2 separate regions of the Homo sapiens genome follow, and region 2 is linked to region 1. A link is a loop called in an ENCODE intact Hi-C map of the cell type or tissue named here. Cell type or tissue: CD4-positive, alpha-beta T cell. All regions are shown on one strand. Each heading gives the region's core, and the rest is flanking DNA. Links, peaks and the distances in the headings are about the cores only. Region 1 holds the start of USP8 (ubiquitin specific peptidase 8). Region 2 holds the start of SPPL2A (signal peptide peptidase like 2A).

Region 1 (9,958 bases), core at 2,954-7,953:
CTGTTGGCCAGGCACAGTGGCTCACACCTGTAATCCCAGCACTTTGGGAGGCCTAGGCAGGAGAATCACTTCAGCCAGGAGTTCAAGACCAGCCTGAATGACAAGGTGAAACCCCATCTCTACAAAAAATACAAAAATTAGTTGGGGATAGTGGTGCATGTGTATAGTCCCAGCTACTAGAGAGGCTGAGGTGGGACGGTCACTTGAGCCTGGGAGATTGAAGCTGCAATGAGCCATGAACATGCCACTGTACTCCAGCTTGGGCAACAGAGCAAGACCCTGTCTCAAAAACAACAATAACAACAACAACAACAAAACCCACAAACAAACAAAAACCACTGTCCTTGCTAGTCCTTTATCCTGTTTTATTTTTCTTCTAACACTTCTAGCACTTAACAACACCTGACATAGTCTACGTGTATTTGCTTATTGTATGTCTCCTCGACTAGAATGTAAGTCAGCTCCGTGTTGAGCAGGAATTTTATATTGTGAATCTAAAACAATGCCTGGCATAGAACATGCATTCAGTAAGTACTTGTTAAATGAATGGAAGATGAACCAGATTTTGGACTACTGCTTATGCTGGATGGCATGTAAATTGAAGCTGTGATCAAATACAGGCCATGCCTCTAAACAGCTGATGACCGCTTAGATTCTAGGTGCCATAGATACTGCTGCCTGGTTTGTTACAATACTTTTTTTTTTTTTTTTTTGCTTTTACTCTTTACTATTATTCATTACTGGATGGTGGGTGAGGGGAAAAATACAGAATACATGCCCTAGTCCAGTGCTGTCCATTAGAGCTTTCTTTAATAATGGAAGTAGCCTGTATCTGCTGGTCAATAAGGTAACCAATAGTTACCAGGGGCTGTTGAGCACTTGAAATATGGATATTTTGACTGAACTGAATTTTTAATTTTACAACTAGCTGTGGTTACTAGTTACTGTATTTAGCAGCCATACTCAACAATCCTATAGGTCTATCTTAATTACTTTTATAGGAATGAAGAGTATTATAATTATTTCTCAATTATATATATTTGGTTTTAATTTCTACAGAGGAAGAGGACAACAAAGTTTTGTGAACTATTATTCATATAAGTTTGTAGTTGTTTAAGGAAAAGACTTCACAGAGAACAGGGCAGAGAGTAACACAATATCTGATTTCCAAAAAATTCAATCAAACTTTGATATGGATTTGGTCAAATCATTGTTTAATGGCCTCCTTAACATTATTATTAAACTGATTTATATAATTTGCTTTTTACTAATCAAATACATTGTTTTAAATCTTAATTATTTTTTATTATAAAAGTAATACACATTCAGTGTAACAAGTTCAAATAATCTCTCAGGTGGATAAAATACGGACATCCACCACACTGTACCTACCAAGATGCCCATACCCCAAAGATGATTGCTGTTAAACATTTAGAGTGCCTTTCCTGACTTTTTTGTCTAAGCACCTTTAAAAACCAATACTTTTGGTTTTCAGTGATAGCTCTGAATCCCCTTTAGGCATAGAGTGTGGGAAATTATATTTCTGCAGCAAACTCAGGCTCTGCAACATCAAGTGTGGATTCACTGGAAATTATTTGAAGTAACACTTAGAGATCATAGTAGCCAAAAAATGTTGGGAAATTAAAAAGGGGTTTTTAAAAATTAATTATCGTTATTATTATTTTTTTCAAAGAGACAGGGTCTTCACTCCATCACCCAGGATGGAGTTCAGTGGCGGAATTACAGCTCACTGAAGCCTCAAACTCCTGGGTGCAACCAATCCTCCTGCCTCAGCCTCCCAAGTAGCTTGGACTACAGGCATGCACCAACTGTGCCAGGCTAATTTTTTAATATTTTGTAGGGATAGGGTCTTGCTATGTTGCCCAGGCTGATCTCAAACTCCTGACCTCAAGCAATCCACGCACCTCAGCCTCCCATAGTGCTGGGATTACAGGAGTGAGCTCCCACACCCAGCTGAAAAAGGTTTTTGTGGAGGGAGTATGATCAGGAGAAAAATCATGGAATGTGCTCGAAAGAGATCTAAAGGGCCATGGAAGTCAAAAGGTTGAACTCCATAGAACAAAACATGAAGTATGGAAAGATTCTTTAAAAAACACTTGACTTTGGAACAAAATCCAAATTGTTCCCATGATTTCATTCTTTGACATTATGTTCATTTTGGTTATCTTAGTCTTTTCTCAGAATTCCTCTTTAACAGAGAATTATCTAAAAGCCCCTGGCTAAGTTAATGCTTATGACTATGGTCACAAATGGATGGCTTGGATTTTATTTGTTTTGCAGTGTTTGTAAATTTTTTTATGTATACTGTTGTTGTCAACTAACATAATCCGTATGTATATGGGTTATATATATATATATATATATTCCCCAAATTTAAAAACCAGTTTGGAGATTTTTCCCACACACAGAAAATCAGAAAATTGGCAATACTCTGCCCCATTACCACATGGCAACAATGTAGACAGGCCATGAGTTCTCCACATGGCCCTAATCCCCACCACTCTTAAACAAATCTAATCAGTTTTATGTATATTATATATGTATATTGCTGTGCTTCTCCTTCCTGCCTGACCCTGCAAGACCCCTGTCTCAGTCTCTCTCAACATGTCTGAAGGACTCGAGGGCAGGTGTCAAAGGTGAAGGCCCTCATCTGGATTTAATGTCCTGGACCTTGAAACAGCAGCTAGTGTTTTGAGCTCTAAGCTAACACTTTGGACTTTCTTTTTTTTTTCGAGATGGAGTCTTGCTCTGTCGCCCAGGCTGGAGTGCAGTGGCACCATCTCGGCTCACTGCAAGCTCCACCTCTCGGGTTCACGCCATTCTCCTGCCTCAGCCTCCTGAGTAGCTGGGACTACAGGCGCCCTCCACCACGCCTGGCTAATTTTTTGTATTTTTAGCAGAGATGGGGTTTCACCGTGTTAGCCAGGATGGTCTCGATCTCCTGACCTCGTGATCCGTCCGCCTTGGCCTCCCAAAGTGCTGGGATTACAGGCATGAACCACCGCGCCTGGCCACATTTTGGACTTTCAGTCATGTTTTCTTTCCCCAATGAAATAGAAAAGTTTTATTTCAAAGAGGAAAAGGGTGCAACAGCTGCAACATACATAAAACCTATTTAGTTTTACTTGGGAGTGGGAATCAGGAAACCTGGGTTCTGTTTTTGACTTAGTTTGGATAAAGAAGGGTAGTTAAGCTGTCCTTATGTCTCTTACCAAATGGAGAAAATACTGCTGTAGTTCACAGCAATTTGGGGAGTTTTAGATTCTATGGAAAATGGAAATCCTATTTGTAACTTAGATTTTTTCTTTGGAGAAGGAGTCTCGCTCTGTTGCCCAGGCTGGAGTGCAGTGGCACGATCTCGGCTCACTGCAACCTCCACCTTCCAGGTTCAAGCGATTCACTGACTCAGCCTCCTCAGTAGCTGGGATTACAGGCACGCGCCACCATGCCCAGCTAATGTTTGTATTTTTAGTAGAGACCAGGTTTTGCCATTTTGGCCAGGCTGGTCTCAAACTCCTGACCTCAAGTGATCTGCCCACCTTGGCCTCCCAAAGTGCTGGGATTACAGGCGTGAGCTACCGCTCCCGGTCTAATTTTTAAATTTTTGTTTTGTAGAGATGAGGGTCTCCCTTTGTTGCTCAAGCTGGTCTCTGTCTCTTGGGATCAAGGGATCCTCCTGCCTCAGCCTCCCAAAGTGCTGGGATTACAGGCCTGGGCCACTGCAACCTGGCCTTCATCACAAATTCATTGAACACACTTTCTTTATTTTATCCTTTTTTATTTTTAAAAATTTTTATTTCAGTAGTTTTGGAGGAACAGGTTGCATGGAAAAGTTCTTTAGTGGTCATTTCTGAGATTTTGGTGCACCCATCACCCGAGCAGTGTACACTGTACCATGTGGCACACACTTTCACTTAAAGCATTTACTAGACCTCGCTAGCCAGATTTCCCATCCCTGAGACACCTGGAATGTTCCTGAGGACTTAGTGACTACTGCCTAAAGCTCCACCCAAGTCAATTTTATGTTTACAGGCAACCGGAGCATCCAATCACCTTTCTCTAAGAGAGTACAAAGATCAGCTCGCGAGAAAGTTCAGACGTCTCATTTCGTTTCTATTACACGGGGCCTTCGCCCAACCAGACGGAGTCTTGCTCTGCTGCCCAGGCTGGAGTGCAGTAGCGCGATCTCGGCTCATTGCAACCTTCGCTCCCCGGGTTTAAGCAATTCTCCTGCCTCAGCCACTGGAGTAGCTAGGATTACAGGCGCACGCCACCACGCCAAGCTAATTTTTTGTATTCTTAATAGAGACGGGGGTTTCACCATGTTGGCCAGGCTGGTCTCGAACTCCTGACCTCATCATTTGCCCGCCTCGGCCTCCCAAAGCGCTGGGATTACAGGCGTGAGCCACCGTGCCCAGCCTCGCCGGGGCCTTTTAAGTGACGTTAAAAATTGTACATAAAATATGTTTTAGGATAATACTTGTTTTTCTTTGACCAAAGGCTTGGCTTCAGAGAATGTTTAGCCAGAAATAGAGGGGCGTTAAATCCCCTTTTTTCTAATTTCCAATCTGAGGAGGAAAATAACGTAGTAAAGGGACGCAAGAGCAACCTTGCTTCTTCCACAACAAGGCCCAGGCGCCGCCTTGCAACCCGGAAATGCAGGGTGCAGTGCGGGGGGTAAGGGACCGGCCAACTATGTTGACCCGACTCAGAGAAACCCCGCCCTTGCCGCCACCGCCCACCCATAACGTCCTCCTCGACCCTCCCTCGACCATCCCTCGCCCCGCGGCCCTCACCGAAAAGGGGAGGGCGGTGGAAGAGAGAGGAGTCAAGGGAGCGCACGCGAAGCCCCGCCCCTGCCGTGACGTCTGGAGACGCGACGCGTCGCCTCGCAATGCAAATCGGGAAAAGGGGGTGAGCTGGGCTGGCTTCCGTCCTGGTAGCCAAGGCTAATTCTCCCTCGAGTTCTTGGGAGATGGGCATTTGGCGAGAAGGCTGGCGTTAGTGAAGCGCGCCCGGCGTCACGGTGAGTGCGGGTCTTGGGCCCTAGCACCTGTTCTCTGGGAAGTCGTCCGCTGTGAACGATGAACGCCTTTCCTTCCACCAGCTGCTGGTTACCCCGGAGACAAGCTCTGTCCGCGGAGAGGAGTGGGACAACTCCTAAAGGTAGAATCAGCTTGTGGAGAGGAAAGGCCCAACCTTGAGTCTTTTACGCCATCTACCTAGGATTGCCAAGCGAGTTTCGTGTGTTTTTTTGGTTTTAAAAGGTGGCTTTGACCAATCTTCCGTTCTCTTGGACACTTATACCCGACTTTGACCTCTTTCCTCTTGCTTCCGGTTTTTTTTTTTTTCTGCAATCTGCCTACAATCCCAGGCCTTACTGTAGCTCCTAAAACTGTTTCCCAGTTTCTCTTCTTCCCCAGTCACACTTGATTTTAGTGAAGTTTGAGTTTAAAGACCCTATAAGCTTGTCAGAGTTAAAACTATGACTTCCTCAAATAGAAGATTTTTTTTTTTTCCCCTAAAAAGTGCCTTCCATCCTAGAGTTGTGGGACAAGTTAATTTCACCGCCACTCCACCTTGGAAATTATCAGAATCCTTACTAGCAGTGATGTGCATTATAAAGCTGCAGACCACCCTCCTGGGTTTATTTCTTGCCTCCAGTTCATTCTGTGACCTTGAACAAGTCACTTAATCACTAACAAAAAATTTACCTGACACGGAGGTGTTGCAGAGCCTAAGGAATTTAGTATTTGTTAAGAGACCTGAGGGTTTCAGATGAAAGGGATTTATATCTAAAGGATGTTACCTTTTCTGAATCTGCAAAGCATCGTTAGTTTTGTAAATATCTTGCTGCAGCCATTAAAAATGCCAAGTGGTATTTGTTAAGGAAGTATTCCTGTTTTAGGCTTGCTCTGCTGCGGCTTTGCTATGTAAGCAGATTTTTGCATTTCAGCCGATTCTGTTTAAGATTCGTTGGTGAATGTCATTCATGATGGATTTGGGTAGTTTCTCCTTACAGCATATCCCTGGACTATTAAGCATATCTGGAAGGTGATATCGGTTGTGTTATGTCTTTATCATGTTGATATGGCTGCTTTGAAATATGTATTCCTTTTCTTGTGACACATTGGATGCATCTTTAATATTAGTGAAGACCCTGTAGTAGTTTAAAAAAAAAATACACCTCTCATTAATGAAATTTTGCACATAGACATCTGTTTTTTTAAGAAAACAATGTATAAGAAAAACTAACAAAAATGTTTTAAAGGTGCCTTTTTTAGCATTTCGTTTTTTAATATATTTACTTGGACTTTAATCTTTATGGGCATTTGTTTATTAATGTGGACGTGGCTGGGCGCAGTGGCTCACATCTGTAATCCTAGCACTTTGGGAGGCGGAGGTGGGCGGATCACTGAGGTCAGGAGTTCGAGATCAGCCTGGCCAACATGGCGAAACCCGGTCTCTACTAAAAATACAAAATTAGCTGGGCGTGGTGGTGCACGCCTGTAGTCCCAGCTACTCTGGAGGCTGAGGCAGGAGAATCGCTTGAACCTGGAAAGCGAAGGTTGCAGTGAGCCGAGATTGCGTCATTGCACTCCAGCCTGGGTGACAAGAGCAAAACTCCGTCTCAAAAAATAAAAAATAAAAAGCGTGGACATAATGGAAAATAATCAAAATGACTTTTGGGTAAGACAGTTGGAAAATAAAGCCAGTACATTAAATTTTTTTCATAAGTCTAGCACTATATTACGAACTTTTCTCCATGAAAATGCACTCATATTTATGGAAGTGAAAGGAAAAAAATGTCTTCAGGTATGTGTTGCTAATAAAATTAGATATAATTAAGGAAACATTTAAAAAATACCTTGTTGTTGTCCCAGTTACCTATTGCTGCATAACAAATCACTCCAAAACATAGTGACTTAAAACTGTAATTTAGTATCTCTCCTGTTTCTCTGGCCTGCCTGGACTTAGCTAAGTGGTTTTCACCTAGAGTTTAATGCGTTTGTATTCAGATAAGCAGCTGAGTTTGGAGTCAACCGAGAGCTCAGCTGGTCTGGACATCCAAAATGGCTAATTCACGTGAAGGCGTTTGATGTTGGCTAGGAGTTCAGCTGGAAATGTCAACTGGAATGCCCACACATAGCCTCTTCACGTGACTTGAACAGTATGGCGGCTAGGTTCCGAGAATACATGTTTGAGGAGTCAGGAAGTAGAAGCTGCCAGTCTCCCAAAAAGCCTGAGCCCAGAAATTCGCACAACATTACTTCCAACATACTCTGTTGGTTAGAGCAAAGACCAGCGTACAACCCTCACCTTTGAAAGGAAAAATGTCAAAGAATTTGTGGCCGTGCTTTGCCTACTATAATTTTGATGACAAAGTTGTATTGGACTCTTGTTTGCATTTATATAGCAGATGAAGAATCAGGTACACTTCCAATTTCCAGTTTCTTTCTTTCTTCTTCTTCTTTTTTTTTTTTTGAGATGGAGTCTTGCTCTGTTGTCAGCCTGGAGTGCAGTGTACGATCTCAGCTCACTGCAACCTCTGCCTCCTGGGTTCACGCCATTCTCCTGCCTCAGCCTCCCGAGTAGCATGTCACCAAGCCCAGCTAATTTTTGTATTTTTAGTAGAGATGGGGTTTCACCATGTTGGCCAGGATGATCTTGATCTCTTGACCTGTGATCCACCTGCCTCAACCTCCGAAAGTGCTGGAATTACAGGCGTGAGCCACCGCGCCTGACCCATTTCCAATTTCTTTAACCGTAATACTTTATGTTGTAATGGCATATTACAGTTTTCAAAGCATGTTTTTGTATATTTTTTCACTTGATACCTATGGTCACCCTATAGAAGCAGACAAATAGTTCCTATTTCATTTTGCAGATGAAAGTAAACTGAAGAGTGGTGGTGGTATTGGGAGTGATTTACGGAATTTGTTCAAAGTCATATGATTAATAAATGGAAAGTAAGGCCTGCAACAGTTCCATAATATTAAATTTATTAGTACTGAATGATGAAATATTATATTAAACTTATTTGGAATTCTACATTTATAGCCGTACTAATTTTTTTTTTTTTTTTTTTTTTGAGACGGAGTCTTGCTCTGTCTTCTAGGCTGGAGTGCAGTGGTGAGTTCTCGGCTCACTGAAATGTCCGCCTCCTGGGTTTAAGCAATTCTGCTTCAGCCTCCCGAGTAGCTGGGACTATAGGCACCTGCCACCATGCCCGGCTAATTTTTGTATTTTAGTAGAGATGGGGTTTTGCCATGTTGGCCAGGCTGGTCTTGAACTCCTGACCTCAGGTGATCTGCCCGCCTCAGCCTCCCAAAGTGCTGGGATTATAGCCGTGAGCCACCATACCTGGCCCTTTTTTTTTTTAAACTGAGACAAGGTCTTGCTCTGTCACCCAGGCTGGAGTGCAGTGGCATGACCTTGGCTCACTGTAACCTCTGCTTCCTGGGCTCAAGTGATCCTCCTGCCTCAGCCTCCCAAGTAGCTAGGACTGCAGGCACACGCCAGCACACCTGACTAATACCATACTAATTCAAGTAAAACAGTTCTCATGTATAGTGAATAAGGGTTAACTAAGCCTTGTCTCTTTTGACTAACACATTACAATTTAGTTTTTTGTTTGTTTGTTTTTGAGAGGGAGTCTTGCTCTGTCACCTAGGCTGGATGCAGTGGCATGATCTCGGCTCACTGCACCCTCCGTCTGATGGGTTCAAGCAATTCTCCTGCCTCAGCCTCCCAAGTAGCTGGGATCACAGGCATATGCCGCCACGCCCAGCTAATTTTTTGTGTTTTAGTAGAGATGGGGTTTCACTGTGTTGCCCAGGCTGGTCACGAACTCCTGAGCTCAGGCAATCCACCTGCCTCGGCCTCCCAAAGTGCTGGGATTACAGGCGTTAGCTACCACGCCGGGCCTACAATTTAGTTTTTAATAATGCAGCAGTCTTCCTCTTATCTGCAGGGGATATGTTTCAAGACCTCCAATGAATGCCTGAAACCACAGATAGTACTGAACCCTATATATACTATGTTTTCCCTATATATACATTTTTATGATAAAGTTTAACTTATAAATTAGTAACAAGAGATTAACAACAATAACTAATAATAAAATAGAATAATTACAACAATATAGTGTAATAAAAGTTATGCCCTGTGGCCATAACTTGTGCAACTTGAGGTGTGACAGCAAAACTAGCACAAATTTCTTTTTCCTTCATAATTTTGCAGATAAAAGATCTTACCATAGATCTTAGCAACCTCAGCATGAGGTTTTTGGTTTTTTTTCTTATTAGGTTGAGAACTTTCACCTTTTTGCTTAAAGGAAGCAGTTTACAACTTCTTTTTGACATACGTGAATCTCTGCTTTTACACTTTGAAGCCATGATTAAGTAAAATGAGGGTTACTTGAACACAAGCACTGTAATACTGCTATAGTCAGTCTGGTAACTGAGACGGCCACTTAGTGATTAACAGGCAGGTAGCATCTACAGTGTGGATACACTGGACAAAGGGATGATTCATGTCACAGACTGGGCGAAGTGAGGTGGTGCACAATTTAAAACTTATGAATTGTTTATTTCTGGAATTTTTTATTTAATATTCTTGGACTGTGGTTGACTGCAAGTAGCTGAAACCATGGAAAGCGAAACCATGGATAAGGGGGGACTACTACACTAAATTCTGAAACATACCAATAATGGTGTAAACCCACATGTCTTTTTAATAGAGTAAAATGAAATAATTACACATTATAATACCAATTTCAGAACAAGAGTTATGGGCATAAGCATCCTGGAGGTGTTTTTTTTTTTTTTTTTGGAGGTGTTATTTTAATTTCTCAATTACAGAGTTTTAAAAATGAAAATGATTTTTTAAAATTTTGGTAGGTTGAATGATTTAAGATGCTGATTTCAGCTGGAAA
Region 2 (9,958 bases), core at 2,997-7,996, 340 kb after region 1:
AAACCTAGCATGTTTTAGTCAGCTCAGGCTTCATAACAAAGTACCACAAACTGGGTGGTTTAAACAACAGAAATTTATTTTCTCACAGTTCTGGATCAGGTGCCAGTTGGGCCAGTATCTAGTGAAGGCTCTCTTCCTGGCTTATAGATAGCTACCTTCTCACTGTGTCCTCACATGGCAAAGAGAGAGAGAAAGCTCTCTGATGTCTTTTTTTTTTTTTATTTCCCCCAAGACAGTCTTGCTCTGTCGCCCAGGCTGGAGTGCAAAGGCACGATCTTGGCTCACTGCAACCTCTGCCTCCTGGGTTCCAGTGATTCTCCTGCCTCAGCCTCCCATGTAGCTGGGGTTACAGGCACCCACCACCGTGCCCAGCTAATTTGTGTATTTTTAGTAGAGACGGGGTTTCATCATGTTGGCCAGGCTGGTTTCGAACTCCTGACCTCAGGATCTGCCTGCCTCAGCCTCCCAAAGTGCTGGGATTACAAGTATGAGCCACCACACCTGGCCTGATGTCTTTTCTTAAAATGGCACTAATCCTATCATGAGGGTCCCGTCTTCATGAGCTCATCTAAACCTAATGATTTCCTGAAGGACCCATCTCCAAATATCAATACACTGGGGGTTATGGCTTCACCATATGAATTTGGGGTGGGGCTGTTGGGGGTGTGGGGGACACAATTCATTCCACAGCACAGCAGCTCAGCAGATTTCTTACTGCCTGGGTAGCAGAACATACCTACTTTCCCTTGGAGGTTGAGAGAACAGAGCAGAAGAGAAAGAATTGAAGAATCTTTGAGTTGGTGTAGTATACAAAAGGAAGGCAAATTTTCAGCAACAGATTTTTCTGCTGGGGATCCTGATTATCATTTCATTGTATCAAGCTCAAGATGCAGCTATATGCTACTTCAAATTCTTTGAAGAAAAAAAAATCAACAAAACTATTTTTTCATTTGTGTGTGTGTGTGTGTGTGTTTTTAGAGACATGGTCTTCTCTGTCACCCAGGCTGGAGTACAGTGGCGTGATCATAGCTAACTGCAACCTCAAACTCTTGAGCTTAAGTGGTCCTCCTACCTCAGCCTCCCACGTAGCTGGGACTAGAGACACAAGCCACCATGCTCAGCTAATTTTTTAATTTTTTGTAGAGGTGGGGTCTTGCTATGTTGACCAGGCTGGTCTGAAACTCCTAGCCTCAAGCAATCCTCCAAAACAGAACTTTTAAAGACACTATGAGGAAGACTCAGGATTCTTCAAAGAACTTTGAAGCAATTTAAAAAGACAGAGCTGCCGGGCACGGTGGCTCACACCTGCAACCCCACACTTTGGGAGGATGAGGCAGGCAGATCACCTGAGGTCAGTAGTTCGAGAGTAGCCTGACCAATGTGGAGAAACCCCCGTCTCTACTAAAAATACAAAATTAGCTGGGCGTGGTGGTGCATGCTTGTAATCCCAGCCACTGGGGAGGCTGAGGCAGGAGAATTGCTTGTACCCGGGAAGCAGAGGTTGTGATGAGCTGGGATCGCACCATTGCACTTCAGCCTGGGCAACAAGAGTGAAACTCCATCTCAAAAAATAATAATAATAAATAAAATAAAAAGAGCCAGGGCCAAGAGCGGTGGCTCACGCCTGTAATCCTAGCACTTTGGGAGGCCGAGGTGGGTGGATTGCCTGAGCTCAGGAGTTCAAGACCAGCCTGGGCAACACAGTGAAACCCCGTTTCTTCTAAAATACAAAAAATTAGCCGGGCATCACGACGTGCACCTGTAATCCTACTCGGGAGACTGAGGCAGGAGAATTGCTAGAACCCAGGAGGCAGAGGTTGCAGTGAGCCGAGATAAGGCCACTGCAATCCAGCCTAGGCTACAGAGCAAGACTCCATCTCAACAAAAAAAAAAAGAGAGCCAGCATAAACAATATCCATTGTCTTTGAAACAGAATCCCATGACTGCGTCCACACTGAGAAATAAAGTTCTGACCATTGTGACCCAGGGTCGAGGTTGAACTGGGGAAGGAGAGGTGCAAAATGTAATTATGGCAGCCAGGCATGGTGACTCATGTCTGTAATCCCAGCACTTTGGGAGGCCAAGGCAGGAAGATCACCTGAGGTCAGGAGTTCGAGACCAGCCTGGGCAACATGGTGAAACCCCATCTCTACTAAAATTACAAAAATTAGCCAGGTGTGGTGGCAGGCACCTGTAATCCCAGGTACTTGGGAGGCTGAGGCAGGAGAATCACTTGAACCCAGGAGGTGGAGGCTGCAGTGAGCTGAGATCGCACCACTGCACTCCAGCCTGGACGACAGAGCAAGACTCCATCTCAAAAAAAAAAAAAAACAAAAACCCAAAAAATAAAATGTACTTATGGCAAGGTCAAGACACAGCTAACTACCTGCTAGGCGCTCATTTAATTTCTAGACCTAATGGGTTTAAAAAATATTAAAACAGCCAGATGTGCTGTAGCTTCAGTTCAAAATACACAGTGAGGTCACTCTGATGTGAAGATGACAAGATGAGGAGGGTAGGCAAATGATCTTTAAGGGCCTTTCCAATACTAAATCCTCTGCCTCTTCTAGATGGATGTGCCAGTGGTTTCTGAAGACTACGTGCTGCTTCCATTATAGATGAGGATGTTGGCCCTGTTATTACATGACTAAGGGGAAGCAGTGCCAGTTTCTTTTTTTCTTTTCTTTTTTTTTTTTTTTGAGATGGAGTCTCGCTCTGTCACACAGGCTGGAGTGCAGTGGCACGATCTTGGCTTACTGCAACCTCTGCCTCCCGGGTTCAAGCAATTCTTCCGCCTCAGCCTCCCAAGTAGCTGGGATAACAGGCACGCACCACCACGCCCGGCTAATTTTTTTTTTTTTGTATTTTTTTTTAGTAGAGACGGGGTTTCACCATATTGGCCAGGCTGGTCTCAAACTCCTGACCTTGTGATCCACCCACCTGGACCTCTCAAAGTGCTGGGATGACAGGCGTGAGCCACCACGCCCGGACAAGTAGTGCCAGTTTCAAGAGCCCAGAGAGGAGAAATGAAATGATTGAGCTGGCATCACTAATCAAAGGAACTCAGAAAGGCTACCTAGAGCTGTAAAATTAGGGAAGAGGAATAAACAAAGGGCTTCAGGGAGAAAATGGTAGAAGACTTCAGACAGAGTTGGAGGAAAGGAACTAGGTATCCAGAAAGGAGAAAGAACTCCAGCTGAGGAAAAGGAAACCAGATCTACCCAAGTTCTCAGAACACGAAAGGAATGAGAAAGAACATCTCAGGAAATTAAAGGAAGGAGGAACCAAGAAGAAAACAAATCCATAAAGAAATCAACAAGAAATAGAAAAATCAGTGATACTAGCTGGTATCGAAAAAAGATCCTTACAATTTAAACAGATATTGTCAGTTTATTCAGTCATCAGGACATTACATCCCATATAATAAGATGCACACCAAACATTTGCAGTGTAGAAAAATGTTACTTAATCTTCACAACAACCCTAGAACCGAGGAATATAGAACCCGAGATTACCATGGTGAGGTACAACAAAGCACATAGGTGCAATATAAAAGGCCTAAAATCGCCGGGCATGGTGGCTCACGCCTGTAATCCCAGCACTTTGGGAGGCCGAGGAGGGTGGATCACGAGGTCAGGAGTTCGAGACCAGCCTGACCAACATAGTGAAACCCCCATCTCTACTAAAAATACAAAAATTAGCTGGGCATGGTGGTGCTTGCCTGTGATCCCAGCTACTCGGGAGGCTGAGGCAGGAGAATTGCTTGAACCTGGGAGGCGGAGGTTGCAGTGAGCCGAGATCGCGCCACTGCACTCCAGCCTGGGCGACAGAGTGAGACTCCGTCTCGAAAAAAACAAAAACAACAACAAAAAAAGGCCTAAAATCCAGAACGTGGGAGACAGCCTAGATACAATTTAGAACAGGGATGATCTTTAGATTTGTGAAGGCTATGAAATCAAATGACAAGTCTACTTAAGTAGAGTTTTCTGGTGAGAGGGCTCAGGGCCTTTAATAAGAATTTCAATGTGAGTTTATGAGGAACTGATGTATCACTAAGCTATTAATTTATGTTGAGAAGGGATTAGTACGAATGTGATATTCATTCTTAAAATCAGCTCAAGAGATTCAAATGAAAATGAATGCAAAAACACTTTGAAAAGTTTTATATCTAGGTTATAGTTTTGCATACATCTACATACTATCTGAATATCTTTTGGACATAAGTATTATCTGTCTGATTACACAGTAAACACCTTAAAGACTCCGACTAACACTGCTACTTTGTTGCTCTTTTTATATCGAACTCCCCTCCCCCAGCAATTTTTAGATACATTCTCTCAGGTTCCTGATGTTGCCTGTCAAAGTTATGAATACACCAAAAGGCACTTACTTTTTGGCTTAGATTTTGGTTTTTCAATAAATATTAAAGACACTTTTGTATTCACTAATACTAACCCCTTAAACTGGAGAGTCAGCAAAACAGTCTTTCAAAGAAATCACACATTCTAATAGAACGAAACAAGCTTACACGACACCAATTCTGTAATAAATAACATGCGTAAGTTTCCAACCTGAAACTCCCTAAGTAAAAGTCACTAGAAACAAAAACTGAAACACCGGGTTCCTGACACCCCACTCCCACACTGAAGCTCGAATTACTTGAGGCTGAATTTTAAAACACTATTACTTCTCTGTGACTATGAAAACAAATCTATGAACACATATTTCTTACTTACATTTAACCGACGCTCCCCACCCATCCCTTTAAATTAGGCAGAAAACTGAAAACCACTAAAAGCATTACATTTTGGTGTCTTCTTTTAAAAGTTATTTTAAATTACTGCTATTAAAACCCCCCCTCCAAAAAAAAAAAACCCTCATAACAGAATCAAATGAGCCCTAAGGCGAAGCAGGAGCTACAGTGGGGGAAGGGAATTTTAAAAAGACATCCGTGTTAGTGCAATTAAAGTGCAGTCCTCGAACCGCTAAACATACTGGCGCCTTGTATAATTTTTTTTTCTTCCCAAGGGTAAAAAGCGGTAAGAAAGGCTTAGACAATAAAACCCAGAGGTCAATTTTAAATATGCTGGGACAGTGAGCAACTATCGAGAAGCATCAAGGTCAACGCAACCTAAGGGGCTCCTCTGATCTTTTTGCGGTAGGTATTTCGCCAGACTTCAATGGGCGGGAACCGAGTGGGGGGCGGGAAAGTTGGGGGAAAGAGGGTGGAAAAGAGGAGGGTGGAAGGAAAGAGATGAGTAATGGAAAGAGGAGGGGAGGAAAGAGGAGTGCGAGAGCAGGCCGCGGAGGTGCGGGCAGAGGGGAGGCCGGGCGAGGAGTAGGGGAAGGGAGCCCCGGCCTTGGCCCCGGCCCCGCCCAGCCCCTGGGAGGCCTGCGCGCCTTCCCGCCCCCTTACCAGCTGGAGCAGGAAGCCCCAGAGTAGGGCGGCCCCGGCAGGGGACAGCCGCCGCTGCGGCCCCATCGGACTGGTGGGTGCCGGGTGGGACGGCACGGTGCGGCGCAGCTCACTCGGCGGGGTAGGCTCGGAGTCCCGCCGCTGCGCTGCCTCCGTGGCCGGACCGGACCGGACAGGCGCGGGCGGCCGGGCTACGACTGGACCGCCGCTGCTACAGCGGCCGCCACAGCAGCGCGACTTCCTCTTCCGGCCCCGCCCGTAAGATGCGGAAACCCCCGCGCCGGGCTCGGAGAGTCCCAGCGCTCTCCCGGTATCCAGGCGTCCCGGCGTCCCGGCGCTACGAGGCCACCGGCTGCGGGTCTGAGCCTGTCGCTTTCCGGCTGCCCGACTTTAACTCACACCGAAGCCTGGCGGGAGAACGGATTTCTCAAGGCTCGGAAGTGTCTGAGCGTCTGCTCGGTTCCCCAGTAACTACCCGAGTGTTGCATGCAGCCAGAAATCTAAGGGTCACCCTAATTCATCTGCCTGTCATTTGTTCCTGGCCACTCTGACTCACCACATAACCCAGATCCATCCACTTTCTCCAGAACTGCTGCCACCACTCTATCCAGGCCACCAACTTCCCTCTCCTCCAAACGGGTCTCAGTTTCCCCTCCGGACAGCCCAGTAGCCACATAACAGTCCCAGAGCCATCTTTCAAAACATATAAGTCAGATCATGTCTCTCTCTATCACACTTGGAATAAAATAAAAACTTGGCCGGGTGTGATGGCTCACACCTGTAATACCAGCATTTGGATGGCCGAGGTGGGCGGATCACAAGGTCAAGAAATCGAGACCATCCTGGCCAACATGGTGGAACCAAGTCTGTACTAAAAATACAAAAAATTAGCTGGGCGTGGTGGCACGCACCTGTCGTCCCAGCTACTCGGGAGGCGGAGGCAGTAGAATCGCTTGAACCGGGTAGGCGGAGGTTGCAGTGAGCCGAGATTGTGCCACTGCACTCCAACCTGGGCGACAGAGCGAGACTCGGTCTCCAAAAAAAAAAAAAAAAAAAAATCAAAACTCTACTCTAGCCTGCAAAGGTAAATCTGGCCCCTGCCTTCCTGTCTCCCCATCTTCACTACTTTCCCACACTTTAAGGCGCACGGACCTTTGGCCCTCCCGGCCTTTGCTCTGGTGGGCCGCCCGGACTTTGCTCTGGTAGTCCTCCCTGCTGGAGTGCTCTTCTCTCCAAAGCTCAGAATGCCTGCCTTGTTGACATTCACTTATCAGCTTCAATGTCGCTTCCCCAGACGGGACTTCCTGACATACCCAATCTAAAGTACCTGTCCAGTCACTTTCTTTTCTTTTCCTTTCTCTTTTTTTTTTTTTTTTTTTTTTGAGACGGAGTTTCGCTTTTCTTGCCCAGGCCGGAGTGCGATGGTGCAATCTCGGCACACTGCAACCTCCGCCTCCCAGGTTCAAGCAATTCTCCTGCCTCAGCCTCCCCAGTAGCTGGGATTACAGGCGCGTGCCACCACACCCGGCTAATTTTGTATTTTTAGTAGAGACGGGGTTTCACCATGTTGGTCAGGCTGGTCTCAAACTCTCGACCTCAGGTGATCCACCCGCTTTGGCCTCCCAAAGTGTTGGGATTACAGGCATGAGCCACCGCACCCGGCCTGTCCAGTCACTTTCATATTATTGTTTATTTTAATTATCTGCACAGCACTTTTCATTCTATGTATAGGTTCATTTATTTATGCCACCTCCCACTTCATAGCAAGGGGTGTCTTTGCTTTGTTGACTGCTATACCCTTTACATCTACAGTATTTGGCATATAGTAGGTCCTCAGATATTTGTTGGATGAATATTTAATATCAAATGCTGAATAGGACAGTGTGCCTGCCACCCCACAGCTCATAGTTTAACGAGGGACACAGATGTGTGAGCAAACACAGTTCAGGGTGAGTAGTGACTCTTGTTTGCACAAGATGTTATGGAAGTATCAAAAGGAGTTATAAAAGGGGTGCCAGGAAAAATACCAGCCTGAGCTGAGTCTGGGTGAGTTAATTTTAGCCAGGCAAAGGGTAGAAGAAGGGGGGCACTTCCAGGAAGAGTGAGCCATTAGTGTCAAAGCCAAAGGTGGCATTGAAGGAACTGCAAAACTTGGGCTTGGCTGAAGTTATGAGTGGTGAAAGATGACATGTGAGAAGAGGCCAGAGGCAAAATCATAAATACATTGGGACTGTTTGTGACTTTGGGCTTTGTCCTGCCAGGGGTAGAGAACAAATGAATAATAAATAGGGCAATGACATACACTTTCTGTTTTAGAAAGCTCTCTATGGTGGCTGGCAGGGCAGCAGACGTGTTGAAACAGGTCAAGAAGTGGAAGCCAGGACACCTGTTAGACATCTGTAGTAACAAAATCCAGGGACACTGAGGGCTTGAACTGTGGCAGAAGAAATAGGGAGGAGGAGATGGATCTAAAAGACTTGTAGCAGAATTTGGTAACTTTGAAGACATGGAGATAAAGGGAGAGGTATGATTCCCGGGTTCTTGCCCTCGGCTATTTATTGAGTTGGGTGCCAAAGGCGAAGTAGGTGGGGGTTGATGGGATAAATGGGTCGGGGGGAATACTTTTGGAAGTGGGTTTGAAATGCTTTTAGGATATCCAAGTGCAAATATCTGCTGTCAATGGCTATGTGGGTTGGTCTGAAGCTTAGGGGCACAGTGAGGTAAGAACTGCCTCATCTGCTGCCTATCAATTCTGGACTATTTTCATACTTTCTAGTTGCCCACAGCAAGCCAGGTTCCCCACCCCCTCCTTTTCTTTTTGTTTTGAGATGGAGTTTCACTCCTGTTGCCCAGGCTGGAGTGCAATGGTATGATCTCATCTCACTGCAACCCCCGCCTCCCAGGTTCAAGCGATTCTCCTACCTCAGCCTCCCAAGTAGCTGGAAATACAGGTGCCCACCAACACACCCAGCTAATTTTTGTATTTTTAGTAGAGACGGGGTTTCATCATATTGGCCAGACTGGTCTTGAACTTCTGACCTCAGGTGATCTGCCTGCCTCAGCCTCCCAAAGTACTGGGATTACAGGCGTGAGCCACCGTGCCCAGCCTAGGTTCCCCTTTTATAGAATAGCTGTATGGACTGGATGACTTCATCTCTAAATATTCCCATCTGCCTCTCGTGGCCCTTTGCCTAGTGAATCTCTAAACTGGCTCTTGGGCTATCAGAAGAGCTCTAGTTTTTGTTTGTTTTTATTTTTTGAGACAGGGTCTCACTCTGTGCCCCAGGCTCTGAAGTGCAGTGGCACGATCTCGGCTCACTGCAGCCTCGACCTCCCAGCTCAGGTGATTCTCCCACCTTAGCCTCCTGGGTAGCTGAGACTACAGGCATGCACAACCACGACTGGCTAATTTTGGTATTTTTTTTGTAGAGATGAGGTCTCGCTGTGTTACCAGCTGGTCTTGAACTCCTGCACTCAGGTGATCTGCCTACCTCCCAAAGTGCTGGAACTTGTGAAAGGAAAATAAATCTTGGGACCCCAAAATCACTAAGCCAAAGGGAAAAGTCAAGTAGAGAACTGCTTAGTGGAAACTTGCCTCACATTCTATTCCTTAAAAGCGGATGGATCTGGGTTGTGTGGTGAATCAGGATTGTTAAAGCTCCCCAGATGATTCTAATATGCAGCTAAGGTTGAGAAATGTTGGCTTAGACTGTGATTCTTAAAGTGTGGCTCCTGGATCAGCATATCAGAAATACCTGGGAACTATAAAAAATGCAAATTCTTGGCCGGGTGCGGTGGCTCACGCCTGTAATCCCAGCACTTTGGGAGGCCGAGGCGGGTGGATCACGAGATCAGCAGATCGAGACCATCCTGGCTAACATGGTGAAACCCCGTCTGTACTAAAAAAAAAAAAAAAAAAAAAAAAGAAAGAAATGCAAATTCTTGGACCTCACCCCACAAACTCTGGGAGTAGCGTCCATCAATCTATTCTATTAATAACAAGTTCCCTGTGTGATTCTGATGTATGCTGAAGTTTGAGAACCATTGGCTTAAAGCAATGTCCCTCAACGCTGGCTGCATATTAGAGTGATCTGAGAAATTAAAATGAAACATAAATCCCATGCTCCAACACGAATTAAACTGAAAGGAAAAATAGATGAATTCATAATTACAGTTAAAGATTTCAAGTAAAATCTTTTAATAATTGAAAGAACAAGTAGGCAGAAAATCAGCAGGGATACAGAAGACTTGATCAACACCATTGACCAACTTGACCTAATTGGCATTTATAGAACTCTCCACCCAACAACTACATAATTTTAAGGGTACACAGGACCTTTACCAAATAAACTATTTGGCCATAAAACACATCTTGATAAGTTTAAGAGGTTTTTTTTTCTGTTTTCTTTTTTTTTTTCGAGACGGAGTCTCGCTCTGTCACCCAGGCTGGAGTGCAGTGGCACAATCTTGGCTCACTGCAAGCTGCGCCTTCCGGGTTCACACCACTCTCCTGCCTCAGCCTTCCGAGTAGCTGGGACTACA

What was found. Hi-C counts contacts between places; a loop is a spot of excess contacts. Peaks named below come from ENCODE experiments on the same cell type or tissue, not always from the same donor. Only the 100,000 strongest peaks of a DNase experiment are listed, where the experiment ranks them.
Region 2: it touches region 1 in a loop (4-fold over the local background); 8 of 110 quality-filtered maps call a loop at or near these places.

What each region holds. Positions count from the first base shown.
Region 1 is chr15:50,419,468-50,429,425 of GRCh38, forward strand. It overlaps USP8 (ubiquitin specific peptidase 8), which reads left to right and starts at 4,938. Exons shown (of 20, transcript NM_005154.5): 1 at 4,938-5,047. RefSeq lists enhancers at 3,761-4,757, 4,796-5,185 and a silencer at 4,636-4,685. In CD4-positive, alpha-beta T cell, for the core only: no CTCF peak of the experiment used is centred there; a DNase peak (open chromatin) is centred at 4,874; H3K4me3 peaks cover 1,950 bases; H3K27ac peaks cover 1,700 bases.
Region 2 is chr15:50,760,052-50,770,009 of GRCh38, forward strand. SPPL2A (signal peptide peptidase like 2A) reads right to left here and starts at 5,655. Exons shown (of 15, transcript NM_032802.4): 1 at 5,417-5,655. The coding sequence starts at 5,482. RefSeq lists a silencer at 5,230-5,689. In CD4-positive, alpha-beta T cell, for the core only: no CTCF peak of the experiment used is centred there; DNase peaks (open chromatin) are centred at 4,610, 5,390 and 5,700; H3K4me3 peaks cover 2,134 bases; H3K27ac peaks cover 1,561 bases.